Linked DNA regions of Homo sapiens: region 1 is linked to region 2. A link is a loop called in an ENCODE intact Hi-C map of the cell type or tissue named here. Cell type or tissue: endothelial cell of umbilical vein. All regions are shown on one strand. Links, peaks and the distances in the headings refer to the core of each region. The heading gives the core; the rest is flanking DNA.

Region 1 (16,329 bases), core at 4,259-12,258, 980 kb after region 2:
GTCCACTTTCATGCTGCTAATAAAGACATAACTGAGACTGGGTAGTTTATAAAGAAAAAGAGGTTTAATGGACTCACAGTTCCCCATGGCTGGGGAGGCCTCACAATCATGGCAGAAGGCAAAGGAGGAGCAAAGGCACATCTTACATGGCAGCAGGCAAGAGCAAATGAGTGCCAGCAGGGGAAACGCCAGACACTTACTTATACAACTATCAGATCTTGTGAGAACTCACTCACTATCATGAGAATGGCATGGGGGAAACTGCCCTCATGATTCAATTATCTCCATCTGGCTCCACCCTTGACACATGGGGATTATTACAATTCAAGGTGAGATTTGGGTGGGGACACAGAACCAAACTGTATCACTGTATCTGGGGAGCTCTGTTTCTGGATTCTGTATTCTATCCCATTGATATACATGTCTATTCTTTGGCTAGTATCATGCTGCTTTGATTACTGTAGTTTTATAGTAAGTCTTGAAATTGGAATGTTGAGTCCTCCAACTTTGATCTTCTTTTGTTTTGCATTGGCTATTCTAGATCTTCTGTTTTCCATATGAATTTTAGAAGCAGTTTGCCAATATCGATAGAATAGCTCACTGAGATTTTCATTGGGATTGGGATTGCATTTAATCTATAGATCAAGTTGTGAAGAATTTACATTTCAACAATATTGAGTTTTCCAGTCCATGAATATGGAATATTTTCCTATTTATTAGATCTTCTTTGATTTCTTTCACCGTTGTTTGCAGTTTCATACATAGAGATCAGGTACATATTTTGTTAGATTTATACCTAAGTATTTCATTTTTTGGTGTTATTAAGGGGCATTGTTTTCTTATTTTCAGTTCCCAATTGCTTGTTACAGAGAAGTTGCCAAGAAGAATATGATTTTTTTATCTTTGTTTTTTTGTCAGCAATCTTGCTATATTTGTTTAATAGATACTAGTCCCTTGTCAAATATGTGGTTTTCAAATATTTTTTCCTGGTCTATAGCTTGTCTTTTCATTCTCTTAAAACTTTCACATAGCAAAAGTTTTTAGTTTTGATGAAATCCAATTTATCACTTTTTTCTTTTATGAATCATGTTTTTCATGTCAAGTCTAATAACTCTTTACCTAGCCCTAGTTCGCAAAGATTTCCTCCTATTTTTTTCAAAAAGTGTCATAATTTTTAATTTTAATTTAAGAGCATGATCCATTTTGATTAATTTTTATATAAATTTAATAAGGGTTAGTTTAAGGGGTTTCTTTTTTTTTTGCCTATATATGTCCACTTGTCTACTATTTGTTGAAAAGGCTATACTTTCCCCATTGAATTGCTTTTGTACCTTTGTCAAAAGTCAATCGGGCATATTTGTGTGCATCAATTTTTGTGTTCTCTATTCTGTTTCATTGATCTATATATGCCTATCCCTCCCCCAATGCCACACAGTCTTAGCTATGTAAGGAATCCTGAAATTGGGTAGACTAATTTCTTTCAATCAATCTAAATTGGGTAGACTAAATTCTTTCAAGAATTTCATCTCTTTTTAAAAATGTTTTTGGCTATTCTAGTTTTTTTGCTTTTTCATATAAATGTAGAATAAGCTTATCTATAGCTACAAAAAAAAATCTTGTTGAGATTTTGGTAGGAATCTCATTAAACCTGTTTACTAGTTTCCTATTACTGCTTTAACAAATTCTCACAGACTTACTGGCTTAAAACAACGAGTTTATTCTCTTACAGTTCTGGTGGCGAGAAGTCTTCAGACATATTGGACTGAAGTTAAGGTATGGACAGGGCTGGTTTATTTTGGAGGCTCTGAGGGAAGAATCTGTTTTCTTGCCTCTTCTGGTTTCTAGTGGCCGTCTGCATGGCTTGGCTTAGGACTCCTTCCTCCATCTTCAAAGTCCATTGCTCCAACCTTTTGCTTCATTTTCACCTCCCACTTGCACTTCTGCGTCAACTATCCCTCTGGTTCCCTCTTATAAGGACACTTGTGATTACATTTTAGACGCCCAAAATAATCTAGGATAGTCTCCCAACCTCAACATCCTTAGCTTAATCACAAGTGCACAGTTCCGTTTTTTTGTTTTTTGTTTTCTGAAACAGAGTTTCCCTCTTGTTGCCCAGGCTGGAGTGCAATGTGCAATCTCGGCTCACTACAACCTCTGCCTCCACGGTTCAAGTGATTCTCCTGCCTCACCCTCCCAAGTAGCTGGGATTACAGACATGTGCCACTATGCCTGGCTAAATTTTTGTATGTTTAGTAGAGACGGGGTTTCACCATGTTGGACAGTCTGATCTCGAACTCCTGATCTCAGGTGATCGGCCCACCTCGGCCTCCCAAAGTGCTGGGATTACAGATGTGAGTTACCATGCCCAGCCCAGTTCCTTTATATAAGATAGCATTCAGAGGTTCCAAGGATTATGACCTGAATATATTCACAGATTTTACTCCTTCCAGGGATTATGACCTGAATATATTCACAGATTTTACTCAATCTACTATAAACTGTGTATCAGTGTGGGGAGAATTGACATTTTAATTATTTTAGCTCTTCCAATTCATAAACATGGTATATCTCTCCATTTATTTAGGTCTTCTTTGACTTCTTTTGTTAGCATTTTGTAGTTTTCAGCATGCAAGTTCTATATATTTTGTTGTATTTACCCTAAAGTGTTTCCTGCTTGTTAGTGATTATAACTGTATTGTATTTTTAATTGAGGTGTCCACATTTTCATGGCTAGAATATATAAATACACTTGATTTTCATACATTGGTTTGTCTTCTATCCTGTAACCTTGCAGAGCTTGCTTATTAGCTAAATAGTTTATTAATATGATTAGTTTAGGAGTTTTTGTGGATTTTGGGGGGATTTTCTACATAGATCATCATATTATCTACAAATAGGAACAGTTTTATTTCGTCACCTCTACTCTGTACGCCTTTCATTTTATTTTCTCGCCTTATTGCATTGAATACAATTTCCACTACTGTGTTAAATGGGAGTTGAGAGATGGGACATTCTTGCCTTGTTCTTAATCTTAGAAAGAAAACATTCAGGTGGGGCACAGTGGCTTATGCCTATAATCCCAGCACTTTGGGAGGCAGAGGCAGGTGGATCACCTGAGGTCAGGAGTTCAAGACCAGCCTGGCCAATGTGGTGAAACCCCATCTCCACTAAAATACAAAAATTAGCTAGGCCTGGTGTTGGGCCCCTGTAATCCCAGCTACTTGGGAGTCAGAGCAGGAGAATCACTTCAACTCAGGAGGCGGAGATTGCAGTGAGCCAAGATGGAGCCGCTGCACACCAGCCTGGTCAATAAAAAAAAAAAAAAAGTAAGAAAACATTCACTATTTCACTATTAAGTATATTGTTAGCTGTAGGGTTTCTGTAGATGCTCTTTATCAAGTAGAAATTATCCTCTATTTGCATTTTTCTGAGAGTTTTTGTTATGATTCAGTTTTGAATTTTTAGAAAGTATTTTCTTCACCAATTGATTTAATAGTTTTTTTTAAGCATATTAGTATGGTAGGTTACATTCATTGATTTTGAAATATTTAAGCAGCTTTACTTTACTGAAGTATACTTTACTTGCTCATGGCATATATTTTTATGTATTGCCAAATTCTATTTGCTAATATTTTGATAAGATGTTTTGCATCTATATGGGTCTGTATTTTTCTTTTTTTGTACTGCCTTTTTCTGTTTTTTTTTTTGTACCAGAATAATTCTAGCTTCATAAGATGAATTGAAAAGTATTCCCTTTTCTTCTATTTTTTGAAAGAGATTGCATAGAGTTAGTGTTAATTCTTTAAACATTTGGTGTAATTTTTCAGCGAAACCACCTGGGCCTTGAGATTTTATCTTTGGGGTGTTTTAAAATTATTAATTCAATTCCTTTATAGTTAAATGGATATTTAATGATCTATTTATTTTGAATGAGTGGTGGTAGTTTGTGCTTTTCAGTAAGTTGATCCATTCATTTAAGTTGTCAGATTTATTTATTTTAGTATCACCTCACTATCCTTTTGATAGCTGTAAGTTCTCTAGTGATCTTTCATGCCATTTCCGGCATTGGCAAATTGTGTCCACTCTCTTTTTTCTTTGTCAGTCTTCATACCAGCTTGTCAATTTTATCGAACATTTCAAAGAACCATCCTTTAGTTTCATTGATTTTCTCTCTTTTCTTTTCAATTTTATTGATTGGTGCTCTGATCTTTATTATTTCTTTTTTTTCCTGGTTTTGTGTTAATTTTTCTCTTCTTTTCCTAGATTCCTGCGGTGGGAGATTAGACTATTGATTTCAGGCTTTTTCTCTGTTCTAATGTAAGCACTTAGTAATACGCATTTCCTTGTCAGCGCTATTTTAGTTGTATGCCACAAATATTTTTACATTGTATTTTCACTTTCGTTCAGTTTAATGCATTTTTTTTAATTCCCTGGAGACTTTCTCTGTTATCTGTGGTTATTTAGACGTGTATTGTCTAGTTACCAAATGTTTGGAGATTTTCCTGTTATCTTTCTGTTACTAATTTCTAATTTGATTTCATTTTAGTCAGAAGTACACTCGGTACAATTTAAAATATTTTTAAAATTTTGAGATTTGTTTTATAGCCCAGGATATAGTCTATCTTAGTATATTTCTGTGGATGCTTGAGGAAAATATATATTGTGCTATTTGGGGGCAGAGTGTTCTATAAATGTCAATTCAATCCTATTGGTTGATGACGTTATTGAGGTTTTCTGTATCCTTGCCAGTTTTCTGTCTTGTTATTCTGTCAATTATTGAAGGAAGTGTTGTGGAAGTTTCCAATTATAATTACAGATTTATATATTTGTCTTCATTCTATGTATTTTTTCCTTCACATATTTGACATATTTCTCTATTGTTTGGTGCATACCTTAGGATTGCTATGTCTTCTTGGTGGACTGAGCTTTTAATCATTATGTAATATCTCTGTTTCTGGTAGTTTGCCTTGCTTTGAAATCTACTTTATCTGATGTTACTATATAGCTAATAGTGATTTATTTTGATTTATATTTGTATAATATATTCTTTATTTTAATTTTAATCTGCCTCTATTGTTATAGCTGAAGTGAGTTTCTTTTAGACAGCACATATAGCAATTTTTAAAATTCAATCTGCCAATCTGTGTCTTTTAATTGAGTATTTAGGCCTTTACATTTAGTGTAATTTTTGCCATGTTAGGGCTTTAGTCTACTTTTTTGTTTTTGTTTTCTGTTTACTCTGTTTTTTATTTGTTTTCTTTTCCCGCTTTCCTGTCGGGCTACTTGAACATTTTTTAGAATTCCATTTTGATTCATCTATCATATTTTTGAGTGTATTTCTTTGTTTAGCTTTTTCAGTGATTATTCTAGGCATTAGATTATATATACATAACATCACAGTGTACTACATATTGCCAGTTTAAGTAAAGTGCAGAAATCTTACTTCCCTTATGTCCTTTTATCTTCCCCCATTTAATAACTATCTTAAATGTTTCTTCTAATAACTATATCAGTCATCAAACATAATTTAGGAAACTTAAGAAAAGAAAATGTATTTTATTTATCACATTTTTCTCTTTCCATTGTTCTTTCTTCCTTTCTGATATTTCAAGATTCTGTTTTCTTTTTTTAAGGATTTCCTTACTTGTTGGAGAATCTCCTTTAGCCATTCTTTTAGAGCAGGTATGATGGCAGCAAATTATCTTTATTTTTCTTCATCTGAAAATATCTTTATTTTTCCTTCATACCTTAACATTTTCATCAGATATAAGATTCTGGGCTAATAGTTCTTCTATTTCAGCCTTTGAAAAATGTTGTGCCGCTTCCTTCTTGCATCCATGGTTTCTGGTGAAAAATCTACTGACATTTGAATCACTTTTCCTCTATAGGCCAGATGTCACTCCTCTCTTGCTGCTTGTAAGAGTTTTGTTTTGTTTTTAGAATGATGACGTGATGTGTCTTGGTGTGGATTCCTTCGGGTATATCCAGTTGAGGGTTTGCTTGACTTCCTCAATCTGTTAGTTTATGTCTTTGGCTAAATTTGGGGAATTTTGAATCATTATTTCTTCGAGTACTTTTTCAGCACCACTTTCTTTGTCTTCTCCCTGTGGGACTCTGATGACCCTGATGTCATGTCTTTTATTATAGTCCTCCAAGTTTGTGAGCGTCTGTTTATTTATTTATTTTTCTAGCCTGTTTTCTTTTAGTTGTTCAGGTTGGGGAACTTCTGTTCTAACTTCAACTACTGATTTTTTCCTTTGTCTCCTCCATTCTGGTGTTGAGCCCATTCACTGAGTTTTTAATTTTTGGTTATTGCATTATTTCAACCTTCAAATTTCCATTTGGTTCTTCTTTATGCCTTCTTTTTTGTGTAAACTTTCTATTTCTTTTCTGAAACTTTTATTTTTTTTTCTTTTGTTTCAAATTTGTTTATATTTGCTAGTGAAGCTTTTTTTGTCATGGCTGCTTTAAAACCTTTTCGGATAATTCTAACATCTTTCTAAGGTTGGTGTGGGTGTCTATTGATTGTCCTTTTTCATTCAGACTGTGAGTTTCCTGGTTCTTAGTATGATGAGTAATTTTTTTATTGAAGCCTGGACATTTTTGGGCATATAAAACCCTGGATCTTTTTTTTTTTTTTTTTTTGAGATGGCGTTTCGCTTATGTTTCCCAGGCTGAAGTGCAATGGCGCGACCTTGGCTCACTGCAACCTCCGCCTCCCAGGTTCAAGCGATTCTCCTGCCTCAGCCTCCCGAGTAGCTGGGATTACAGGCATGTGCCACCACACCCAGCTAATTTTGAATTTTTAGTAGAAACAGGGTTTCTCCGTGTTGGTCAGGCTGGTCTCAAACTCCCGACCTCAGGTGATCCACCTGCCTCGGCCTCCCAAAGTGCTGGGATTACAGGCATGAGCCACCACACCTGGCCTAAAACCCTGGACCTTATTTAAACTTTCTGTTTTGCTGGCTTTCTGTGGCAATGCTCCAACAGGGGAAAAAGAGGGGCACTACTTATTACTGATTGGTGGGGGCAGAAGTCCAAGTTCTCTGCATGATGTCCAATGACACTATGAGAATGGGGAGAGGCAGGAGGCTCATTACTCACTATCGTGGAAGTCCCAGCTCCCAACTCAGTCCTCTCTGACACCACCCCAGTCGGGGTTTAGGGCTCATTGCAGCCTTGCAAGAGTGAAGTCTGGGCATCCTATCTGGCCTTTATTTGTGTTGGGCGGTGGGGTGGGGGTTGGGGGGCAAAGTTTTTTCTGTGCTGTTTGCCTGGAATACAGCAGTCATTGTCTAAAAGTATCCTGTTTTGCTAATCTGCCCTTTTCCTGGTCCTTTAGCTAGAGAGAGCAGGCTTTTGTTGGGGCTTTTTTTTTTGTTTTTTTTTTTTCCTGTGCCTGGGTTTCTGCCTTCTTCAGCTCCAAGACAGGGATATATGAGAGAAGAAGATAACCCAGCGAACTCACCGCTGTTTTTTCCTTAGCCCGTCATGTCCCCAGCTGGTCTGCCTTCTTCTCCATCTTTCAGAGTCTTCTTATATTTGTTTTGTAGATAATGTGCATGGTCTTTAGTTGTACTTAGAGGGTGGAAAAGTGGATGACTTAGGGAAAAGTGGATGACTCTATCTTCCTGGAAGCAGAAGTCCTAGTGAGTAATTTTTGTCCCATTATTTATTTTATGATTATAAAAGATATACCTATTCTTCAGAGAAAACTTAAAAATTGTAGAGAACATTTTTAAAAATCATCTATGATTCCTATGTTCACTGCTAGCATTTTCTTTTATTTCTAGTTTTTAAAAATTCATGTATAAATTGTAGATCTCTTTTCCTAAAACTAAGGATTACTGGCAATTTTCATTTGTATATTATATTAACATATAACATACTATGAGTATTTTTCTTACAAATATTCTCTGAAAACATAGTTTTGGTAACTGCGTACTATTACCATTATGACTAGATTTAACCACTGCCCTATATTGGACATTGTTTGTAATTGGAAATTACATTGGAAATAGTTTGTAATTCTCTGATTCTCTAAATAATGTTATAATAATAAATATGCTTATAGATATATCTGGATTGCAGTTCAGATTATTTCCCCAGGACAGACTTGTAGAAAGTAAAAAGACTGGTGCCATTTTAGATTTCCTTACGCACACTGCCAGTGTGATTTCTACAAAGGCCCAGCGTAGGTACTATCCACCAGCGCCAACTCTGAGTGTTATCACTAAAATCTGCGTGGATAAGGACTTCTCAGGAAGACTAAAGCCACTTTGATTTTATGGAATAATAGAATTTGAGAGCTTGGGAGGACAGTAGAAGTCACAGTACCTACCACTATGATTTTATTTACTTATTCATATTTTAAAGATGGGATCTTGCTCTGTTGCCCAGGTGGAGCACAGTGGCATGATCATAGCTCACTGCAGCCTCAACCTCCTGGGCTCAAGGGATCCTCCCACCTCAGCCTCCTAAGTTGCTGGGACTACAGGCATGTACCACCACATCTGGCTAATGCTGTGTTTTTATAGATGAGAAGAAAAGTAACCAGAGAGGTACATGTAAAGGAACCAAGATTTTTCTAGCCTGGAGCCTTGCTGTGGCCTTGAAGAGGGCGGACACCACCTAGCCTTGGAGCACTACCTGAATCCTTGCTTCCCCTGATTAAAAAAAGAAGAAAGAAAGAAAGAAAGAAAGAAGAAAGAAAGAAAGAAAGAAAGAAAGAAAGAAAGAAAGAAAGAAAGAAAGAAAGAAAGAAAAAGCAGGTCCTATATTTGTAACTAACCTGGCAGAAGGAGTCACAGTACTGTGAGAAGGGGAGGGTGATACTGCCTTTGCACCACCAAGAAACCTGAAGATCTGTTTCATAAAGCAGTTATAACCTGTGACAAATTCTTAATATTAGCCTCACTTCCCCATTCTTTTGAAACGCACTTGAAAAGGGGGTTAGGGAGTAGTGGAGGGATCCCGGGATTTGGGTTAGAGTTCTCTCTTCTACTCCTACAGGGACAAGACACAGATCCCTTCTGAGCTCCGAGTTTTACCTTTACAAGGAGAAGGCTGGCTGAGATGCCTCTGGGGCTGCCTCCAGCTTCAGGGACCTGTTGTCCTGCTGTGGTTAGAAGAACCCAGCAGCCCACACCATTGCTGTGTGGCTCCACAAAGCCACACGGCCTCCTCCATGCCCTGGTCCACAGGGCCTCACCCACAGAGCCCATACCTGCTCTCACCTCTAACCCCAGGGCACATCAAACCTACCTGTTGACAAAATTACAACCCATTTAGCTGTAGGTCTCATTGGCTTTTATGCATGATTCATGAACCAGGGCAGCCTCCCTTCTATTAAACAGAATGAGAGATCTCACTGGGCAAGAGCAGAACAGTGGGTTTGGTAAGGTGGGAACAGGGAAACAAGAAAAAAGCTGACTGGTTAGCATGAGGATACTTGTTTTGGAAGGTTTGGAGAACGTAACTTCCTTATTATGCTGACTCAGTAGACTGGAATCTCCTGTTTTCAGGAAAAACTGGTCTGTTTTGGGCCCTATTTGCTTCCTTCAAGTTTCAGTTTGATGATGTGACATTTGGCATGAGTGATTCCATTTTGATTTGGCCTGGTCTGTTGGGGCCTAGGGCAGGAGTTCAGTCTGAAGCGGTGGACTCTCATCATCTTTGTTTAATGCCAGGTTTCTCTAACCCATTTTCAGAGGTGGAATCACAGCCTTTGAAGGGACCAGAGGGGTACTGGGTGATCTTGGAGCACAGGAAGCATATTCCTGGTGTCTCAGGGCCCGGTGACTTTCATGGAGCCCTCCGGGCCCCAGTGGGCTGCGCACTGATGGATGAAGTGTTTCTGACAGGGCCCACGTCCAGTCAGTGCATTCGCAGCTCCCACCGCCGCAGGGCCTGGGTCCCGGCCTCTGGCCAGTGTGCCTGTGCGTGACACATTGCAGCCGCGTTTTCCAAGTGAGTTCAGTGGTACTGACAGGATCCACATTTCCAGTCCGCAGCCAGCCACACACACAATATTATCTGTGAATGGAAACCGTCACTGTAGATTTCTGCTTGGGTTTTGGCAGCTGCCCCTGATGGGAGAGTGCATGTCACAGACCTAACTGAAGTCAGAGTCCCCTCTGCACAGACAGCAGGGCTTGGACAGACCATGAGTAATGAGCCACGTTCTCAAAGCTCCCGGGAGTCTGCACTTCCTGCAGAGAGACATTCTGGTGAGGAATCAGCAACGCTTTCCATGGGGGCAGTTTTACCAAGCCTGTCATGGAGACAGGGCTGTGTAGGCTGGACTAGAAGGGTGCTGGGATTGTGGAAGTGTCTGGATGGTTCTGGAAAAATCTAGTAGCCATATAAAAGGAAAAAAAAAAAAAGGTAGGGTGTGGGAGTGGCAATGTGGAATTTCTTGGAAATAAAGAGAAAGAAAATAACAAGCCTGTTCTCTTGGCCTTGACCTCTCGCTGTACCCCAGGCTACCGACTAGACTGCTCCACCGGCTCTCTGATGTCACCTCAGACTCAACTTATCCAAAACTGAGGTCATCCTCCCCCAGACTGGCTCCTTGTCCTAATTCTGTCAGCAAAACCACATTTCCAGACACCCAGAGCCTGCCTTTGGGGAAGCCTTTGGTTTTTTTTTCCTTCCTATTGAATCTGTCCCCAGCCCTGTTGGTGATTATTGGTCTCCGGGTGTCTCTTTCTCTGACCTTTCCGAGTCATGATTTCAAAGTCATTGCTCACAAAAGTGAACAGAATTAAAGTAACCATAAAAGAAAAGGAATTTCAAAAAGGAGAACTAAACCCAAAATTGGAATAAACTGGAGGATGCCCCATTGCTTCATCCTGCAGACACCAGCCCAGCCCAGGACAGCACCTACACGTCAGCGCCGGTGCCTCCTGAGCCACGGCTGAGCCAAAGCCCACAGTCCACATCGTCTCTCAGGCTTGGAGCCCGCCTGCAGCCTGCCACGTCGAGTCCCATGTTTTGTGGCCACCTTCTGTGCACAAGCCCCTGACCCAACCTTTCCTGCCGTTCACCATGCCTCATTATTATGCTCTCCTCCATCCTCCCACCTGCCTCCTGAAATGCCCTTCCTTTGAGCTGAACTCTGTGAGTCTCTCAAAGCCCAGCTCAGCTGTGCAACTTCCGACTCGTGTGGCTCTTCCTGACTTGCTCCTGCTCTGAGAGTCTGTCGCACCCACAGCAAGGACATGGCCATGGTTACAAGCTCAGGCCCCAGAACCAGAAGTCACCTGTATGCAGTAGCTGTGCGGTTTGGGCCAAGTCACTTAACACTTCAGAGCCTTCATTGTCTTATCTGTAAAATGGGACTAATCATAGTCCCCCAGACTTGTAAGGCTGTAGAGAGAATTGAATAGGATATTGCTCACAATGTGCTTAGTATAGTGCCTGGCAATGAATTAAGAATCATTCAACAAATTCTTGTTGTTGCTCTACTACTTTTTCTTATTCTCCCATTTGAGCTTTTTCCTATTTGTCTGCTTTAATTTGTCTGCTTAATTACATTAAGGCCATCTTATGTACCCCATTAAGTTGTAAGGTCTTGAAGGGCAAAAGCAGTGATATCTTTCTAGTGTGTTCTGCCCTGGTGGGCACCTCCCTACACCAGACACACATGCACGTACACACGGGACACTGCTGGACAAATAACTGGGAGCAGAGTGAATAGCTGTGGGTTGTTAAACTTCTCGGCTATGTATGGAGAGGAGGGAAAAAATGGGGCCTTTGTTATCTCTAAGGAGGAAACATGGGCCCAAGAGAAAGAGGAAACGCTGCCAACCAGGATAGCTAGTGAAAGGGCCTTCCTAGGAGACACAGTTAAATTAAATCAACTGTTAACCTCAAGGAAGGGTAGACTAATGTGATTTGGCTTCAGGGAATTTATAAAATAGGTGACAGAAGAGCTGGTAGGGAAATGACAGCTTCCAATTCAGGATTTCAGACCCCATGTGAGAAGGAATTAAAGGAGTAGCATAAAAGATCTCAAACAGTAGAACTGATGTCAGACATTCGGTGATTTTATTTGATCCAGGAACAAAATAGATAAAGAATCCCTCCATTTTTGAGTCAAAATTCCAAAACCATTTCTCATCAAACAAAACCGAACTAAAAGGTAACGTCGAAGCAGAAACCAATAAAAGAGAATTAAGGACAGGAAAAATGAACCAAAATACTCTAAGATTCTTTTAGTATGTCACGCTAAATTAAAAGACATGCAAAAACAGCCCTCAAATCCCTAACTGGCTTCCCAGTCTGGGAGTTACCAGAGTTTCTGCTTGTCCTATTGTTGTTTTAATCAAGCCCCAGGGCACTGATACTATCTCTTTTGGTTTATTCATTTCTTCCATATTTGTTTTTCCTATCTTTAAAATGCACCATTGTATAGAATCTGGGCATGGCTTCAAAGATTACCCCACAATTCAACAATGGTCTACACTAAAGCCCAAGTCTCCCTCTCTCCTAGACTCCAACCTGTTGGAGACTCAGTCAGCAATTCATATCTCCTCCAGCTCCTTCTCTGTCAGCCACTGGGTTAGATCACAGTGGGTTAAAAACAATTAGAAAGGCACGTGAAAGACCGATGGTTTTGGCTTCCACCAGAGAAGAAGTAAAAGATGCCTCAAAGGAGAGGTCTGTCCACTAAAACGCAAAACAAAATGACAGCAGCAATAAAACAAAACAAATCAAGAATGCTAGAATCGCTCCACACAGTAGATGCTCAACATAGTAGATGTGTGTTTTTCAGCTAAACTTCGATTTTTGGTTTCAGTACCCAATAGAACATCAAGGTTGGTGTGAGATGGAAGTGGGCAGGTTGGCATTCTGGCTTGTACTATTGGTGCAAGTTACCGGTCAGACTGAGCCCACGAGCAGTGTAAGAAATAAAAGTGATTGTTGCAGCGTAGGCTGCTGGGTCACACCTGCCTTTAAAGATATCAGCTTTCAAAACCGTGTTTTCTGCCATTATGATGAGAACTCAGTCACCGGTAGGGGCTGCTGCCACATTCCACTGTGCAGAAATGAGAATCAGATAGGCCACCTTCGTTTGCAATGAAAACCTATGCAGGCAGGTATCCTTTCTTCTCTATGATGTTTTCTTTTTTCATTTCCTTTTTATTAAAAATTTTTTTGATTGACATAATTATACATCTTTATAGTGATGTTTTGATATATATAATGTATAGTGGCAATCAGCATATCCTTTAGGTCAAATATTTATCATCTCTTTTTGTTGGGAACATTCCATATCCTCCTCCTTCTAGCTATTGACACTATCCGTATCATCACTGTTAACTACAGTCATCCTACCGTGCTGAAGAACACTAGAACCTATTCCTCCTATCCAGCTGTTCTTTTGCCAATCCCTCCTTTCCCCTACCCTTCCCAGGCTCTAGTCTCCTGTGTTCTTTTTACTTCTATGAAATCAACTTTTTTTTTTAGCTTCCACATATGAGTGAGAACACGTTGTGTTTAACTTTCTGTTCTGAGCTTATTTCACTTAACGTAATGTCCTCCCTTTCCACACTTATTGCTGCAAATGACAGTATTTCATTCCTCTTTATGACTGGATAGTATTTCATTGTGTATATATAACATACATTTTCTTCATTCATTTGTCTATGTTGAACACTTACATAGTTTCCATATCTTAGCTATTGGGAATAGTGCTGCAATAAACATGGGGGTGCAGATGTCTTAAAAGTGCCGATTTCCTTTCTTTTGATAAATTCCCAGTAGTGGGGTTGCTGAAGCATGTGATAGTTCTATTTGTAGTTTTTTGAGGAGCCTCCATGCTGTTCCCCATAGTGGCTGTACCAGTTTACACTCCCACCAATGGCATACAAGAGTTCCCTTTTCTCTATATACTTAACAATGTTTTTTTTGTTTGTTTGTTTGTTTGTTTGTCTTTTTGTCTTTTTGATAATAGCCATCCTAACTTGGGTGAGATGATACCTAACTGTAGTTTTGACTTGCAATTCCCTGATGATTAGTGATGCTGAACATTTTTTCAAATTTGTTTCCATAGTTATTGGGGCACAGGTGGTATTTGGTTTTATGAATAAGTTCTTTAGTGGTGATTTGTGAGATTTTGGTGCACCCACCACCCACGTATACAATGCACCATATTTGTAGTCTTTTATCCCTCGCCCTCCTCCCACTCTTCCCCTCAAGTCCCCAAAGTCCACTGACTCATTCGTATGCCTTTGCATCCTCATAGCTTAGCTCCCACATATCAGTGAGAACATACGATGTTTGGTTTTCCATTCCTGCATTACATCACTTAGAATAATAGACTCCAGTCTCATCCAGATCACTGCAAATGCTGTTAATTCATACCTGTTTATGGCTACATAGTATTCCATCATATACATATTCCATCATATATATATATATACACACACACACACTTACATACACACACACACACACATCACAGTTTCTTTACCTGCTGGTTGATTGATGGGCATTTGGGTTGGTTCCACAATTTTGCAATTGTGAATTATGCTGCTGTAAACATGCGTGTGCAAGTATCTTTGTCAAATATTGACTTTTCCTCTGGGTAGATACCCAGTAGTGGGATTGCTGGATCAAATGGTAGTTCTACTTTTAGTTCTTTAAGGAATCTCCACACTGTTTCCCACAGTGGCTGTACTAGTTTACATTCCTGCCAGCAGTGTAGAAGTGTTCCTTGTACACCACATCCATGCCAAGGGTCTACCGTTTTTTGATTTTTTGATTATGGACATTCTTGAAAGAGTAAGGTGGTATCGCATTGTAGTTTTGATTTGAGTTTCCCTGATCATTAGTGGTGTTGAGCATTTTTTCATATGTTTGTTAGCCATTTGTATATCTTCTTTTGAGGATTGTCTGTTCATGTCCTTAGCCCACTTTTTGATGGGATTATTTGTTTTTTTTCTTACTGATTTGTTTAAATTCATTGTAAATTCTGGATATTAGTCCTTTGTCAGATGTATAGATTGTGAAGATTTTCTCCCACTCTGTGGGTTGTCTGTTTACTCTGCTGACTGTTCCTTTTGCCGTGCAAAAGCTCTTTAGTTTAATTAGGCCCAGCTATTTATTTTTGTTTTTATTGCATTTGCTTTTGGGTTCTTGGTCATGAAATCCTTGCCTAAGCCAATGTCTAAAAGGTTTTTCCAATGTCACCTTCTAGCACTTTTTATACCTTCAGGTCGTAGGTTTAAATCCTTAATCCATCTTGAGTTGATTTTTGTATAAGGTGAGAGATGAGGATCCAGTTTCATTCTCCTACATGTGGCTAGCCAATTATCCCAGCACCATTTGTTGAAAAGGGTGTCCTTTCCCCACTTTAGGTTTTTGTTTGCTTTGTCGAAGATCAGTTGACTGTAAGTATTTGGGATTATTTTGGATTATTTCTGGGTTCTCTATTCTGTTCCCTTGGTCTATGTGCTTATTTTTATACTACTACCACACTGTTTTGGTGACTATATCTTTATAGCATAGTTTAAAATCAGATAGTGTGATGCCTCAAGATTTGTTCTTTTTGCTTAGTCTTGCTTTGGCTATACAAGTTCTTTTTTGGTTCCATGTGAATTTTATAATTGTTTTTTCTAAGTCTGTGAAGAATGATGATGGTATTTTGGTGGGGATTGCATTGAATTTGTAGACTGCTTTCGGCAGTATAGTCATTTTCACAATATTGATTCTACCCACCCATGAGCATGGGATATGTTTCCATTTGTTTGTGTTGTCTATGATTTCTTTCAGCAGTGTTTTGTAGTTTTTCTTGTAGAGGTCTTTCAACTCCTTTGTCAGGTATATTCCTAAGTATTTTATTTTATTTTATTTTTTGCAACTACTGTAAAAAGGGTTGAGTTCTTGATTTGATTCTCTGCTTGGTTGCTGTTGATGTATAGAAGAGTTACTGATTTGTATACATTAATCTTGTATTGAGAAAGTTGCTGAATTATTTTATCAGTTCTAGGAACTTTCTGGAGGAGTTGTTAGGGTTTTCAAGGTAAATGATCATATCGTCAGCAAACAGTGACAGTTTGACTTCCTCTTTACCGAGTTGGACACCCTTTATTTCTTTCTCTTGTCTGATTGCTTTGACTAGGACTTTCAGTACTATATTGAAGACAAGTGGTGAGAGTAGGCATCCTAGTCTTGTTCCCGTTCTCAGAGGGAATGCTTTGAACTTTTCCCCATTCAGTATTATGTTGGCTATGGGTTTGTCATAGATGGCTTTTATTATGTTAAGGTATGTCCCTTGTATGCCGGTTTTCCTGAGGGTTTTAATGATAAAGCGATGCTGGA
Region 2 (16,329 bases), core at 4,431-12,430:
TTTATCAAGTGTGTGTTCTGGGCCAGGTACTGAGAAGACAAAGATGAATAAGAAACAGATGTTGCCCGGCATTATAATTACAATGGGCAGTGAAGGCTATTTTCCTTCACTCTTACCACAAGGCCAATGCTGTACAAGGTGCTTTGCAATTTCATTTATTCCCCAACAATTATAGTCAATTCCATTCAAAAAATCTTTGTATGAAACATTGCCAGCAATATGAGAGTGATTGTTCAGAGCAAACCTTCAGTCTTCAAGCAGTGTTTGGTACAGAGTGGGTATTTGATAAACGGCAGCTGTAATTGTTACTGTTTACTTCTTTCAATTGGGACAGAAATTACATCTCACGGGCTGTCTCCTAGTACTCAGCACAGTGACTGGCACATAAGAGGCCTTTAACTACAATGCCATCATGTTTTCTCATGGACAGAGATGACTGATATGAAGTCTCAAATTGCGCAAAGTAAAAGAGGCACATTGAGAATTCATGACTCCCTTGATTGATTGGTTGATTGATTGACTCCCCTTCCAAAAGCCCATTTTAGAGCAATCTTTTAAACATACTATTATGATCTGGTGGCTGGGCATGTGACACTGTCCACACAAGACATATGAACAGGGAAGGAAAAGCCACAGCATTTCAACAATAGTCATTACAAGACTGGGATTGGCCGGCAGTGAACTTCGGCCAAGGCACTCCTGAAATCTTTGTGTTTGGTAACTGAGGTGGAGATGATTATCAACGCACCCAGAAAAGCAAGATCAAAGGGAAGTCACTACGAGTTTCTTTCTTCTCTTGGCAACTCCAGGTCTCATTCACCTGTGCACTGCCCACACCAGGCAGCGTCTGCTCCTCATCATGGTTAATAAATGCTTCTTACACAATCAGGCATGAGAGAGGAGCGTGTCCATTTCAGTGCCTGAAAACCAGGCAATGATCCCCTAATACCTACTTAAAGAGAAAAGAGAGCAACCATCACTTCACTTACGCAAGACAACGGGAGGGAATCTTTCATTTCATTGTGGCCGCCACCCTGCCTGCCCTCTATCCATGAGGGAAACAACACCAGAAACCAAGCACTGGGGCAGCACCTCAGCCTCGGACACTCCCTGTGTATTCTGTGCACCATCCATCCAGTCCTTATCGGGGTGTTTCCCAAAATAAGCCTAGAGAACACAAATCCAGGAGATCATCCCATGGTCAACTCTGTGAGACGCCTTCCATACCTTGTGATTTCAAAAGGTACATTAGCTGCTGAAGGCTCTGGAAAGGTCTGCAGCAGGAAACAATTCAACGTCGCTCATAATTCCCAAGTTTATACAATTGCATAACCCGTGTTGCTGGTTCTCTACGGCACTCAGCTTAGGGAATGGTGCCCTACGGGGGCAGCGTCATAATCTCACTTAGGAAAAAGTTGATAAACCTCCCTTTTCATGAAAATGTGAAAAGGCCACATGAAAGAGATCCTTTACGTGAAATATTTTTCCCTAATATAGCCCAAGAGGGCAAAAACGCCATCCCTAAGTGAAATTATCCTCTCCCCCAATTTGTTGAACATGCTCATATTCCTAGTTCAACGATGATGAAATGCTGGTCTTTAGGACATCCCAGAACTCTGTTATTGTTGGCAGGTAAATGAGGCTTAACACCAGGTCCTTCTGCACACCCAGGGATGCAGAAGGTGTTTGGTGGGTGATTTCCTTGATGGATGTAGAAAGACAACCTGGAGAGACAAGCTTGAAAGACTTCAAGGGGCAAGAAAAGTAAAGAGTTATTTCCCAAGTCATGTCTTCACCAACAAAACACTGTATAAATGCAATTAATTTTTTTAATGGTTTGACATTAGATAAGACCCAAAACTCACTTCCTAGGAGTTAACCATTATCCACAATCAACAGATCTTAAAAATGCACATTGGCTGCATCAATATATGATCAGCCCTCATGACCCACAGATTCCATATATGTAAATTGTTCTCCTAACTAAAACTTATTCGTAACTCCCAAATCAACCCTGGTGCTGCTTTCCCAGTTATTCGTGGACATGTGCTGAGCGGCAAAACGTTGGAGTTTCCTGATGTGCATGATCCTGGCTGACCATGCCACGCTCCAGCTCATGTGGTAAACACGCACCCTGTCCACAGCTGATTGAGTGCCCCATTTTCACGCTTGTGTTGGTGGTTTCAAGTCCAGGGTAGCCCCAAACACAGTGCTGAGCTATGTAGTGTTTCTGAGCACAGAAGGCGAGAAGCCAGGTGTGTCGGTGAAACTCCATTCAGGCACAAGTGCTGGTGGTGTCACTCTGAGTTTAATGTTCATGAATCAAAATCATATATTAAATATAGTGACCTTAAACAAGAACACACATAAAACAAAGTGTAGGTCAGGCATGGTGGCTCACGCCTATAATCCCAGCATTTTGGGAGGTCGAGGCAGGAGGATTGCATGAGCCCAGGAGTTTGAGACCAGCCTAGGCAATATAGTGAGCCATCATCTCTATGAAAAAAATTTTTTTTTTATTAGCCAGGCATGGTGGTGTGTGCCTGTAGTCCCAGCTACTCGGGAGGCTGAGGTGGGAGGATCACCTGAGCTTGGGAGACAGAGGCTGTAGTGAGCCATGATAGTGCCACTGCACTACAATCTGGGCAGCATAGTGAGTCCCTGTCTCAAGAAAAACAACAACAGAAAAAAAACTAACAAACAAAAACAAAGTGTAGTGGTCAGTGGACAAAAATGTGACCAGAGGCTTGCAGGAACCCAACCCTGTGCTTCTCCTAGGAGCAATGGCTCATGATGTGCTGAGTCAGTGTTCGTGGTGACTTTGCAGAACGTAACTACCGCGATCATGAGAATCAGGTGTTGTATTTGGATAGCAATGAACAAAGTTTCTGTCAAGAAAATGTCTTACAGAAGTTGAACAGGATGGTTTCAAGAAAGTGAACAGACTATGGGTGAGCCTGGGTGCTGTGAGATGCCAAACCTGGGGAAGAAAACAGAAGCCGTCATCCGGCTGCCAGGCATTCTTCCTCGGGCCCTTTCTGATAGGGCATGCAGGTAAATGTGCTATTTGCACTCAATCTGCAGCCAGTCTGTCAACCCTGTGTGTGACGCTGTCTTCTTTCTAATTCTTTCTCATTCTACCCTCAGCAGTTTTTTTTTTCAATTCCTAACAGAAACAACCAAATGATGCCCCAGATGCAAAACAGTATTCCCAGCAGGGTGGCTGCCATGCTAAAATATTGTTCTTTTCTCGGCTAATTTGTGGTCAAGATCTACTACATTCGAAACATCATGACAATAAAGTACGGCTGTAATCGCAAGCAGCTTTAGGAAGGTCTGCAGGCATCAGCAGACATTTTTCACACAGCAGTCTCCCCCTTTTCTCTAAAGAATTTTGGAGATCATTTCTGAATGAGGCCAGGCTCACCTAACAGTGGCTGCATCACCTGCAGCTGCGCCAGGCCAGGCCATGCAGCTTCCACTGACTTCAAGGAGAACTGGGCAACATGGCAGAGGGTCGAGTCCACACAGACAAAGCTCCTGGCAACATCAGTCATCACAGCTCAGCCATCATGGAACTCCACAAACACCAGCGTGGCCCACATTCAATTCTGGAGGACAAAAAGCTCAACATCTACAGTCCTACTTCCTTCCGGTATACTCTACCTACCCCTCTCCACACACACACACACACACACACACACACACACACACACACACACACACAGACAAAACATCCTCAGCAACATGGATCTTGCTTAATCTTTAATAAAATACAAGCTTCTTCCCATGCAGCCATAGAAAAGAATGAAATCATGTCCTCTGCAGCAACATGGATGGAGCTGGGGGCCATTACCCTAAGAAGCAGAAAATCAAATATCTTATGTTCTCACTTATGAATGGGAGCTAAACAATGGGCACACGTGGACATAAAGATGGAAATAATAGACATGGGAGACTCCAAAAGCGGAGAGGATGAGAGGAGGGGGAGGGGCAAAAATACCTATTGGGTACCATGTTCAATATTTGGGTGTTGGGTACATTGGAAGCCCAGTTCCCACCATGACACAACAGACCCATGTAACAAACATGCATGTGTACCCCGGAATTTAAAATAATTTTTAAATGTTTAACCCTAATATAATTGTGAGGAAATAATTTAACAAATCCAGATGGTGGCACATTCTACTAGACAGCTGATCTGGACTCTTCAAAAATATCAATAACATGAAAGACCACAAAAAGCAGGGGCTCATTCTAATCGATTTAAACAAAACTTAAATAACATGACAACTGAAAAAAGCATATGCATGCCCCTAGACTCAGCCCATGAGCAGAAGGTTGCAGCCAGGTAAGTCTGATTTTGAGGTATATTCAGTGGAAAAGACACTACAAGGAAAGCGCTTTCTGATCATCCCCCGCCCCCAGGTGCGGCATGCACAGTGCGTGATGTGATGATTCTGCGGCTAGAAAGGGGTACATTCATGGACTGAAAGAGCACATTTTTCCTTTGAACTAAGGAAAAGATCCTTGGGTGATGTTGAAGGCTGTGCGGAGTGTTTGTGAGGAGTGAGGCAATTCCCAGGGATTTTTCTTCTACAAACACACAACGGGGGTGAGAAAATCAGACACAAAGTCAGGCTTCATGAGGCTAAGGAAGAACTTTTCCTCCTTTAGCGAATTTTCTGGAAGCCCTGCCGAGGCTACCCCCACCCCATGAACGCATCCAATGCTTTTGGGAACCTGTGCTAATCTGTCGGGTTTCTGCATATCTCTTTGCCCAACCAAAGGGACCCCAGACCCTGCCACCTTTGTCCGGAAGAGCTGGCCTCGGAGGGACAGAGACTCTGAGCCTGCGTCCCAGGAAGAAAGTCACAGGTAGGAGCTTCGGGCCCCCTCGCTCTCCCCAGCAGCACCACCCACTGGCAAAGGACCCAGGTCTCTTTCTCCAAGGGACAGGGGGGTCGGGAAAAAGAAAAGACAAGACTCTCCTGTGGGAAAGAAACACATGTGAGGGTGCTGGAGGGTTTCCTTCCTTCTTCTGGAGTTTTAACAAAAATAGACTCTGGGATGAGGTTGTAGGACAAGGAAGTGCTCCCTTGCTTGACTGGTGTTCTTTCTGCCCTCACTGGAATCTGCTTGGCAGCCGAGGGCGGTGACGTTCCTGTAGCTTCCGTGGGGAATTCAGGTGCGTGTGTGTGCGCGTGTGTGTGCGTGTGTGTGATAAGCTGTTTTCATTTTACCATCCTAAAAAAAGAAAAAGTCAGACGAAGGCACAGAAAACGGCTGAGGAATTCCTGGCAAGGGCAGACTCACCCACTTACTAGCTTTCCGCTTAGCTTGCCACCGGGACACTTCGATAGTCCAGGAGACAAATCTGCTTCCTCTCTGGGGCTCTCCCGGTTGAGAGGTCGGCGGAGTTAGCCGTCATCTTTCCCTGTAGGTTCTGAGTCTATCAAGGTGCAGCCCAAATGCAGAGGAAGCTCCCGCACCCAGGGTTTCCCCTGGCGAGTGACCGAGCCCCTCTGACCAAACGCGCGCTCAGGCGCCTTATGGATCACACGGTTCCAATGGCCCGGGAGACAAGCAAACGTGCCAAGCGTGGGCTTCGATAGAATACTCGCCTCACCACCGTGGCACGGAGAGAAAGCCCTGATTTCTCTTTCATTCCTAAAGGGCTAGAATTCTGTCGTCTAAAACCTGCCTCATGGAAGCCCGTGGAAAAAACTGCCTGCGGAAGAGACGAGGTTGTGAGCGCTTATAGCACAGATGGAGCAGAGTGACCACAGCTGAGGGAAAACAATGAACTTTATGTTCTTCCAGAACAAATTACACACTCCCCCCAGCCCATAAAGGCTTTTTATGTAACTGCAGTCAGGCAATACCTGGGCAGGGAGCGACTGCGGGGGATCCCACATCCCTGCGCGGCTCTTGCCTCGGGCAGCCCCACCACGCCCCTCCCAGCACCCAGGGTGTCTCGGCCCTGCCCAGCCGGGACCCACCTCGCAGGCCCTTTTTCCCACCGGGATTCAGGCGTTTCATGCTGACTTGGGCCCTCGGGGGCCACGGGCCAAGGGAGGAGGGAGGGGCAGGCACCTCGCCATGGAAGCTGGTCTCTGGAGGAGCCCCCAGCCTGGCAGGGCGCTGGGTGAGACAGGTGGCTGGCCACCAGCCGTGGTGGCGAGGAACAGCGTGGGCTGCAGCGCCCTCACCATAACCGATGGCGACAACTGAGGCAGGCCCAGGACTTAGAAATTAGCATTCAAAATGTACAGCCTAAACACCCTGCACCAAAAGCCCAGCCTGCTCTCTAGGCGTTCCATCAGCCGTCCATGCTGAAATGTCCTTCAACCTCACCGCCCCCTGCAAGCCCTCCCGCTCTCCAGCCGTGCGCAGGCAGGCCACGGTCCCCCCCACCTGTGTCTCGTGTGACAACAAAGCAGAGGAGGAAAGGGAGGGGCTGAGCTTGTCACGGGGGGGTGGGGGCCTGCGACACAATAGCGCGCAGTCCTAGCTGCTTTATTGAGGATACTGTGTTGAATAAACCAATGACTAAGAGAGACGAAGGTGAGCTTTCTGTAATTCCCGGGAATCGTCGGAGGCAGTTACAAACATTTTGTTTTATCAGTTAATTTCACCCATCATGCCCCCTCGTGGGAACCACAATTGAGGTCTCTCCACAGGCTGTATTTTTAGGTGACGCACCCACATCTAAGGCAGCCAGGATGGTCGGAAAGTGTCTGCCAGCAGACTGGGGATCCCCAGGGGCCCCATCAGCCCAGGGCTGCTCCTCAGGATGGCCGCGGGGCCGTGCCGGCCGGGGCACACCAGGCCAGGGTGGGCGGCTGTTCCTGGACCCCAGCGGGCGTCTGCCTCCCCTACAGCGGGTCCGGGCACCCCGGGTCTACTTCCAGTTCAGAAGCGCAGCACTGAGTAGGGTGAGGTGGTCATGGCCCCTTCTTCTCTCAGTGAGCATCTGGACCCTGGGGGCCACGTGCCTCACACAGACTCTCCAGCAGCTGCCTAGGTGTGGATCGCTTTAGGAAACTCAGCTCCTAGCTCCCTAACTTCTGCACACACTCTTCCCTGAAATCACTGGGCCTGAGATTGCTCCTCGGGGCTCTCCTTCCCACCTCCCTCCGCGGGTGCCAGCCTGCACTTTGCAAACCACGGGGGGCTTGCACCTCCCCTGGCCCTCCTCCGCCTTCCCACCCTCTTCTCTCCCCGCCTCCACTACCCAAGTTTACCGTGGAGCACCAAAAGAACAGCTTGGTTTAGGGGGTCTTCTTTGAGGAGGGGTAACAACGGGGTCAATATTAATTTTGGAGATAATGTGAGCCACGCTGGCCAAGCACAGCCCTCAGCCCTTTCAGCAGAGCCGTGTGCTGCACACACATCTTCAGCTTTTCTGGGCCTCCGTTGCCTCTGGGTACATTTGGATTTGAAGCTGGAGAGAACCGAGCAGAAAGCAAGGAAAACGAAGTTCATCGAGGGCTTTTTGGCCCGCGGTAGGGGAACAGGCCCACCGAAGCACACCCCGGTTTCCCACAGTGACGTTCAGCTGCTCTCTCTCCCTCATGAGCTGGAGTCACGCTACGGACCCAGCCGTAAAGCCCTTGCGGTGTATTTCCACTCCAAATGTGGTAGGAAGGTCCTTGGCTTGCAAATGCTTTGTCCTAAGGCTCAAGGACTTCACCTGGCAAACACATCTCACCACCTTGCTGGTGCGAAACCGCCTGGGCTTTCACTCCAGCCGAGGCGAGGCATCTAAGTGCGCTTCTCCGGGTTGCCACTAGATGGCATCAGAGCTCCATCACGGTCCCTGCCCACCGGCGCCTCAACTCAGACTGGATTCCTGCTGGGGAAACCGAAAACAAAAGGAGGGGAGGGGGCGCGGGTGGGAAATAATTTGCCAATACTTTCTTATGAAGTTGAGAAATAACTAAAGCCACCGGTTCCAGTCTTGAAAACCAAGGCCCATTGGCAGTGGGTTATCAGAACTTACTAACTTTAGAGTCACTGAAGTTGGTATACAATGCCCCACTGTTAAATTGGTAAATAATCCAAACAAACAAACACAAAAAACAAGGTCCAATTCTAGCTTATTTGGAATCATAAGAGAACACCATGCATTAAACCCATAGCAACTAAGTTTGCAACAAATAAGTACAAAAGATGGAAGCTCTCTTTAATTTGTAGCCCCAAATAAAATGCCACTGATCGCATCCAGCATGTCTGAAACAGGCTAGTAAATAACGGATTTTTAAAAGCAATTTCTTTTCTGTAGACGCTGATGGACAAGAAAGCTCATCTTGGCTGGAGTTGAACATGGGGAACTTCTTGGTTCCTCTCACTCTTTCCTATTCTCAGAGCCTCTCTTCTGTTTAAGACATCACCTAAGATCCCAGGCTCCTCCTCCCCCTGTTACAATGTGCAGAGTGAAGTTCCAATAGTCAACTTGCCAAGAGACAAGGCTTCATGAAAATTCTCCCCCTGGGAAAGCCAGAGTCATTTGCCCTGGAGGCTCACAGGGACACACACACACACACAACCAGCCCAGAAAAAACAAAAGAACAGCCCTCAACCCTCCTTACCAGCCCCCTCCCCCCAGCTCCAGTTCTGGCCCCTTCCCTGCCTCTGCACCTCCCCACGATAAGCCCCAGAGATAAGATTATGCCAGGTGACAAGGGAAATCCACACTCCCGAAGACTGTGCCCCTAACTATCCCCCCCATCCTCATGTTAATTCTCAGTGCCTTCATTTTGTGAATCAGCAAATGTTATATAAATGATTTACCATTTAAAGGTGCGATAACATCAGACCAGAGGGAGATAAGGGGCTTTGTGTGACACTTGAAGCCATGGTGTTGGGAGTCACGGAGGCTTTCCTTCTCTGGCTTCCCAGGGCTTTAGGCCCCTTGTTTATCTCTTCCTCTCACCAAATTACTTCGGGCCATTTACACGTCTCCTTCCCCCACCAGCTCAGCTTCCTTCTCTTCCCACGCCTTCTGTGAGGCTCTCTGCCTGTCCCACCGCTGGTCCCATGCTTATTGGTGGGGATTTCTCAGAGGCTTCTCTGGATGTGTTCTGAGCTCTCAAATGGCAAACAGTGTTTTTCCAAATTCTGTTTTCCCACTGTGTAATTTTAAAACCTACACAATCATACAAGCATCACCCCCTGACCTCGGCCATCATTTTTATTTTGCATTTTCTTTAACATTCTCCATCCAAATGAATCCATCTGCAGCTCGCCATTCCAGGCTTTGCAAAGTCCTCATTCTTCTTTTTTGGTGTGATCCCATTAAGTTGATGTTTTTAGTAGTGGACATCTAGTTGGCTTAAAATATTTCACTGTTGAAAGCCTCACTTGTGTTTAACATCGAACTCACACTGGAGTAAACTAGTATGATATGCATGTTAGTCATTTATGCATATTTACAAATCTAAATATCTGTTGCGACATATAAAGGATGACTTTTCCTAGACTTCATAGCTCCCTTTGTTTCAAACTATGATGCAATTTTTTCTGAAGCTCATTGAGACGGCTTATACACAAACTATGATGGGGGAGAGGCACAGGCAGGTGCTCTGAGGGGAAGACTTCCTTGGCCCTGCAGGCATCTGAGCCTCTCCCAGCCATGCTGCCCGCCTCTGTCTGCGGCTTCTTTCCTTAGCAGAGTGAGACGCGAACACACGGCTCCCGGCAGCATGGGGACCCTTCGACTCTCGCGACAGAACCATAACTTCAGAGCCCCACCACACTCTCTCACTTGCGGTTTATCCTCGTGTTTTAATTTCCTGTATTTACAGTTTTTCTCAAAGGCATTCCGAAGGTTCTCCATTGAATCATCTCACTAAAACCCCTCTTAAAAGACAGCTCAAACGTCTAAGTTATAAGAGATAGATATGATTCATTCCTTTGAGAAAAAATAAACTGAGGCACAGCTAAGCCCGTCGTGCCCCTGGGCCTGATGGGCCGGCGGGGCCTTGCACTGCCTGGTCTAACCTGTGGCTGCTGGTGACCAGGCTGTGTCCCCCGGACCTCCTCGGCCTTCAATGGAGGAAGGTCAGATTTCTCAGTCAGATTTTGCTTGGAGAGCCCAGCTATTTCGTTCCATTGAAATAATTGGAGAAGTTCTTTTTTCCACAGGCATCCTGCCTGCACTTCATCGTGTGTATTATTTTGGATTTGCTTCAGAAAGAAAAATGGCCTTTCACGGCGTTTACGGAATGTGGGCAGAAATTGGACCGGGCAGACATAGAGCTCCGCACAGAGATGGAAAATATTCAGGGTGAACACGCACACTCGACACCCACGCTCCCGCAGAGAAGCGAGCCCCAGCGCTGGCCCCACACCTGAGTGCCTCCTCCGCCGGAGACCCGCCAGCGGCCAGGCAGCCTCTGCTCCCCAGGCCGGCCTCCGCACCTGCTTTATCCGCCCTTGGGTGGCTGCGATAGGAAGGTCCAGAAGTTTCCTGCCCGTGTGCACTAAAGTGCTCCGTGTGCCTGCGCCCCGGGACCCACCTGCGGAGGCCTGGAGAGGCCCAGCCAGCCCAGTCTCCTCTGCACCTGAGGAAAGGAAGCGGCTGCCCCTAGAACGGAGGAGCTGGCTGAGAAGCTCAAATCCTGGGACCGCCCCCTGCCCCCCTCCAAGTTCTGGATGCCAGTGGGTGCGGGTTTCCCCTGCTGTCTTCACCAGAGGGGCCTTCTCTACGCCACCTCCTCCCTCTGTCCCTTCTCCTCCCCAGGGCCCAGGGTCTCTAATGAAGGAAACGATTACGTCAAAGCAATCAGCACCGAAGTTTCAGAGAGGTCCTGTATCTTTTAAAACAGAAAGGACAGAAGGCGTCTCAAGCTGCAGCCAGAAGGTCCGCAATCCAGCCAGCAGACGCCAAGGGACGCTCTGTGCATGGCCATCCCGGGGGTTTCAGAGGCATCACCAAACAGGGGAAGGGGAGCTTCCCTGCGACGTCTCTCCCTGTCACACAGTTTGCTCCCTATGGTCATCAATGAGCCCTTCCAAATATGAGGGAATTTGCACCACAGTCCTCGTGCTTCCTCAGAGAAGGTCGTCGCAGTAAAAGGCCCATCACACTCTTTCTTCACAGTTCTGGACTCTGATCTCTTTTCTGATGCCACCCCCATTCTGTCTTCTATCCCTCCACATCCACCTAATGTCAAACTTTAAAAATAATGCATATTAAATGGCCAGCAATTGGTCACCTGGGGGAAGATGAATTGAGGCCATCCAGGGACACACCAGAGTGAACCCTCAAAATTCCAGAAACTCTTCCTAAGAGAAAGAAATTATGCATCCATCATTTTCTTTTTGCCCCAAATGTAGACACAACATTTGTTTGCCTGGTGGATAAAACTGAAAGTTATGCTAATATTGGAAACCCAGATCTGGGCATATCAGAGAAATTTGTTTTTAAAGGGACATTGCTAAGGACTTTGAATCCAGCACTTGACCTGTATTTCATATTACTCTGATCTAGTCGGGGATGCCTTCTAGGTTCTAAATGCTTAATTGGAAAATGTCTGGCACAGCCAGAAAATAAAGCCCAACTCTCCTTTTATGAGATTTACAGCAGACTGTCAACACCATCTGATAATTGAATCTCCTTGAAATCGGCAGAGCTATAGAGATATCATCAGGAAAGCTGATGTACAAACAAGCAAGAAGAAAAAAAAAGAATTAGAAAAACTGATTTTACTCCATTTAATGCATAATCAAGGGAAATGCAAAATTTGCCCAACTAAGGAGAAAGAGAAATACGAGGTATAGTTTTCTCAAGCTTTGTTTAGAAGCAAAAGGATCCCTCCACTACACTCCAGCCTGGGTCACTAAGACACACACACACACACACACACACACACACACACTCTCTCTCTCTCTCTCTCTATATATATATACACACACACACACACATATATGTATTTCCATATATATATGGAAATATTATTGTCATGCATTAGCTCTTTTAAAATATCCAAAGACAACCTGAAATGAACAAAGCAGGAGGACCTGGGTGAGTCTGAGCCCATTCCAGAAAAAAACAGTTGGCAGCAGTAAGAGTGGTGTTTACTAGAAAATTAACCTACTTCCAGCAGACAGTAGACAATGTGACTGATATTAAACAAAATGCGTGGATGTGTTTGCCTTGATGTTCGAAGGGTGGAGCTGCATCTGTTTTCCTATTATGTAAAACCCCTGCCCCGCTCCTGCCAAAACATTCTCCCAGTGACACGTCTGCCCGCCTCTGGATGCGTTCCTTACTAAAACAAATACGCCTAACACCGCATCTTTGATAGCAAATGCTCACAAAGGCAAACAATGAAAACTCCTAGGGTGCGTTTCTTGGGATGGCACCGGGCACCATGCGGAATTGCCACACACAAAAGCAAAACAGTGCTCCTGGCTGACTGGGCCAGGCCCCAGAGGTCAGCAACTTTTAGTAACTTGCTCTTTCTCGGCGAGTAACTAATTTCCCCCGCTCTGGGCATCCCGCAGTCCTTCCCTAAGAAGTCACTCTGTGTGTAGATGTTGTCTCTTTGAGGAGAGTGATAACTACTCAAGCAAACCATTCTTATAAGCGCACACTCTCACGAATAAAAGGAGAGTGTCTCATGGACGATACTGGCACCCTATAAAAGTGCAATTCAGCCTTATCTAATCTGGTGCGTGTTTCATCACAGGGACATGCAATAATGGCAGCCTTTGTGCTGAAGGAAGAAGGAAAAGCTCTCACGCGCGGGCGAGGTGGCGGGGGTCTGTGACCCGGCCCGGACTTTGTGCCCAGCTCTCAGTGAGGACTTCGCGGTCCTGGGGCCAGTAGGTGAGAAAATGATGGATGGGCCGGGTGGGCGACGGCAGGAACGGCCTGGAGAAGGCTTCCTCCTCCCATCTGCTCAGGAAGGACCTCAGCGCCAGACTAAACACAGGCCGGCGCGGCTGCGGTGTGCGAGCTCGCGCGCCGGCCGCCGGCCTTTAAAAGCACCTTCCTGCGCACGACGGGGAGACACCGGGAGACCAGGCGCCCCGACCCATCGGCTGGTCTTGAGGAGAAGCAGGACCGCCCCAGACTGTCGCCGCGGCCGGCAGGGCCGGGCGCTCCGCGGGGAATCTGGGCCGCGGTGCCCTGTGCCCCACTCCGGCAGGACTGGGCTTCCCCGGCTCTTCGAGGGAAGACCGCACAGAGAAGACCCTGGGCACCCCTGTGGCGGGCCGGACCCCGGGAAAGTAGGGCCCCTGCTGCCCCGCGCACTTGGTGGCCAAACACCTCCGGAGCCTGAGGTCTTGGGCCTCCTCTGGCTCTGCGTCCGGGGTTCTCTTCTCTCCCCCAAGGGTTGGCCTTTGGGTCAATCGTCCAGACCCAAGCCAAGCTTGTGTTGGGCAAGGGAGGAATTCCTGGAAAAGGAAAAAGCCCCTGCCACCCTCCGCCCTTCATTCATCTTCCCTGCCACCCACTCTCTCCTTTTCCCTGCTCCTACCCCAACCCTGACCCTCAAGGCCTACCTGGCCAAAGACAACAGCTGCGTTAGTCGCTAGGCCTTGGTGGGACTGAAGGCGGAGGAGCCTGGGCATCTGCTGGGGGAAGGCCGCACTAGACTGCAAGTCCTGGGTAGAAGCCCTCCCCATCTTGGGCCAGCTCTCTTCTGAGAGCCTCAGTTTCCCTCTCTATGATGCCAAGGGCTTGACTTTGGTGACTTCTGGACAGCCCCGGCATGGTGTCCTGGAGGTGAGCTACAACCTGAAACCCACCTCCTGCTGCCCATCCCTCCTCCAGCCTCCTCTGGCTGACGTCTGCCATGGGTCCGAGAGGAACTGCTCCTGCTTCCTCAGTGTTCTGAGGCTCCTGGCCTGCCTGCCTGCCTGCCCATCTGTCTGGAGCTGTGGGTAAGAGCGGGCCCACCATTGAGGCAGGGGCAGAAAAGAGCCTCTCTGCTTTATTTGCTGTGTTTTCTGGAGAATCTTCCTTGGGGAAACTAAATGAAGGGAAAAGCAGGAGAGGAGCCACCAGATAGCATCCAGGAGGAGAGAACAATGCATTCACCAGCAGGTCCTTTATTCGTTTATACAGAATGTCTGTGTCCAAATATATACCATTTTTCTGTGCATGCGCGTATACCAGTTTCTCCTCATAGCACTGGCGTGAGCATCTCTAGAAGAGTATGGAAGTGTGCAGATAAACCAGACCAGTGCAAGTCAGTATGTGTACACATATATAATAGATTCAACGGTTGCTGTGGGTAAACATCCTTCCCATAATAATTAGTATTTAGCTTCATGGATGTCTGCAAAGGGTGCTCTGTTACACACCCAGCTGCTAGAAGAAAGCCAAACACGGAGCAGGCCTCTATGTGTTTGTTGATTACATGGATTAGTAAACGTATCATCGATCTGAAATGCACATTTTTTTTTTCATTTTAGCAACTGAAACGGAGATGAGATTTACCACTGATGATATTTAATAATTTAGTTTTTTCCCCTCTTAGTGGCTCATAAGCACTGTACCTTATCATAAGTGGCGTCTTAGATCCAGTGAGCCTGTGCAGAGTGCAACTGCGAGGGCTGTGTAATCTTGGGAAAGCTCTCTCTTTTCTTTAAGCTCAGTTTCCTCATGTGTAAGATGTAGATCATAATATCCATGTCAGCGTCCTTGTGAGGATTAGGTGAAAGGAGTGTTTAAAGCACACAGCAGGATGACCGCATACTAAGTGTTCTGTGCATCCTACCAGTCTTTATAATTGTGGTTATGAGTGTCCGTGTTTAAGATTGGAGAAACATGGAATAAATTTGCCTCTCATTAGCGTGCACACTCTGCCCCAAACCCCTTTTTTTGTGGGGGGAGGTGCTGCTCCATCTAGTGAGTGGGGAGATTTTCTAATTCCCACTGGGGTCCTTGTGACCCCAAGCCAAAGCGGACCTTTAGTAAATGTAAATTCTGCATTTCTCTGCTGCCTTCATTTATAGTCAACCCGGTCGGACTAAAAAGAACTACCAGGGCGACCATAACTAAACACTACAGAGCAAGTGCCTCCTTTCCTCGCAGACATTTATTTCTGTGGAAATTCGCCTGTTTGCCATAGTTTGTCTTTTCTTATTTCTTCACTTCCAAACTAAACAGCCCTAATCCGAGCGCATACCTCTCTGTGTGCCAACGTTTCGCCTGTGTCTGTGTCTGCTGCGTATGTAAATACGGGCGAGCCTCTCTGTGGGCAAAGCCATAGGTGTGCATGGTCCTTGTTCCCATAGGCGACATCGGGGTGTGTGATTGCACGTGGGGGTGTGAGGCCTCGCCAGCACCGCCACTCACTGGTCCTGTTCTCGAAACCGGTTCTTTGGAGGCTCAGTTTTTGGTAATTAAGACTAAGGAGTGTTTAAAAAACAGAAGTACATTTTCCTGGAAACCAGCAGTCTTTATTTGCAACTTTTATTGGCAAACCTGGCTGCCAGTAAATACATTCCTTGGCATCTCCCACAATGTAATTCACTGGATGGAGCGGCCTTGCTTTTTCTGTAACGTGTACGTCAATTAAAAGGGCCGCCTGGAAGGAATGCGTAGCGGTGGCTGAAAGCCCCAGTCTCGGGTCACCTCCCTCCACTCCAGGAACAAAAGCGTCCGTGGTCTGTGCCTGGAAGTCTGAGAGGGTCTCCCCGATGGGGCTGTTCCCGCCCGGACCCTGAGGGATGAGAGTTGCAGCCTAGAAAACCAGGTGCCAGGCCCTGCGGGGTCCCACGCGGGCGGCGCGGTCTTCCCCAGGCCTCCTTCTCTGGAGACCCGGTTCCCAGGGGACGCTGTGCGGGGACAGGCGGAGCCGGCCCTTGGAGCCCGGCGCGGGCAGAGGCGCCGCGGAGACAACGCCTCCGACGGCAGGGGGCGCTCGTAGCACGCGCAGTGCGCGGTGCGGGCGCCCAGGACGGCTGCCTGGCCCCGGGTTCCCGAGGCGCGGGACCTGCCGGGGTGAGGTGCCCCCAGCCTGAGAGCCCCAGCCTGGGTCGGCCAAGGGGCCTCCGGGCTTCCACATCGTCCCTTTTTCTGCTGACGCTCGCGGGGAAGCGGCGGGAAGCCTGTGAGGGGCGGCCTGGGAGCAGACGGACCACCAGGTCACCGGCGCGCGCTGCCAGGCGCCGACCCACTCGCGAGGACCAGCGGTTCCCGGAGGCGTCGGCCCTCAGGTCCTCGGGGGAGGCCGGCTGCACCGAGCCGGGTGTCGGCCTTGTCCCTGTCCTGAGAGGTGCAAACACCGGCCCCGGCCCAGGCCCCCGGGGCTCCTGCCCAGAAGGCTCAGAGCTGGGGGCCGACCGCGCCTTACCCGCAGGAGG

The links. A loop is a pair of places that touch in the nucleus more often than their neighbours do. Peaks named below come from ENCODE experiments on the same cell type or tissue, not always from the same donor. Only the 100,000 strongest peaks of a DNase experiment are listed, where the experiment ranks them.
Region 1: a loop joins it to region 2, with 4 times the contacts of the local background. A loop is called at or near these places in 2 of 110 quality-filtered maps.

What each region holds. Positions count from the first base shown.
Region 1 is chr6:2,569,459-2,585,787 of GRCh38, forward strand. No RefSeq gene overlaps it. Among named protein-coding and RNA genes, the nearest start is that of LINC02521, 57 kb to the right of the region's middle. In endothelial cell of umbilical vein, for the core only: no CTCF peak of the experiment used is centred there; DNase peaks (open chromatin) are centred at 7,363 and 9,453; H3K27ac peaks cover 3,783 bases.
Region 2 is chr6:1,588,640-1,604,968 of GRCh38, forward strand. No RefSeq gene overlaps it. Among named protein-coding and RNA genes, the nearest start is that of FOXCUT, 8.7 kb to the right of the region's middle. RefSeq lists enhancers at 5,547-6,064, 7,269-7,822, 7,699-7,748 and silencers at 8,859-9,093, 15,611-16,030, 16,081-16,150. In endothelial cell of umbilical vein, for the core only: a CTCF peak has its summit at 7,772 (motif pointing right); a DNase peak (open chromatin) is centred at 7,812; H3K27me3 peaks cover 182 bases.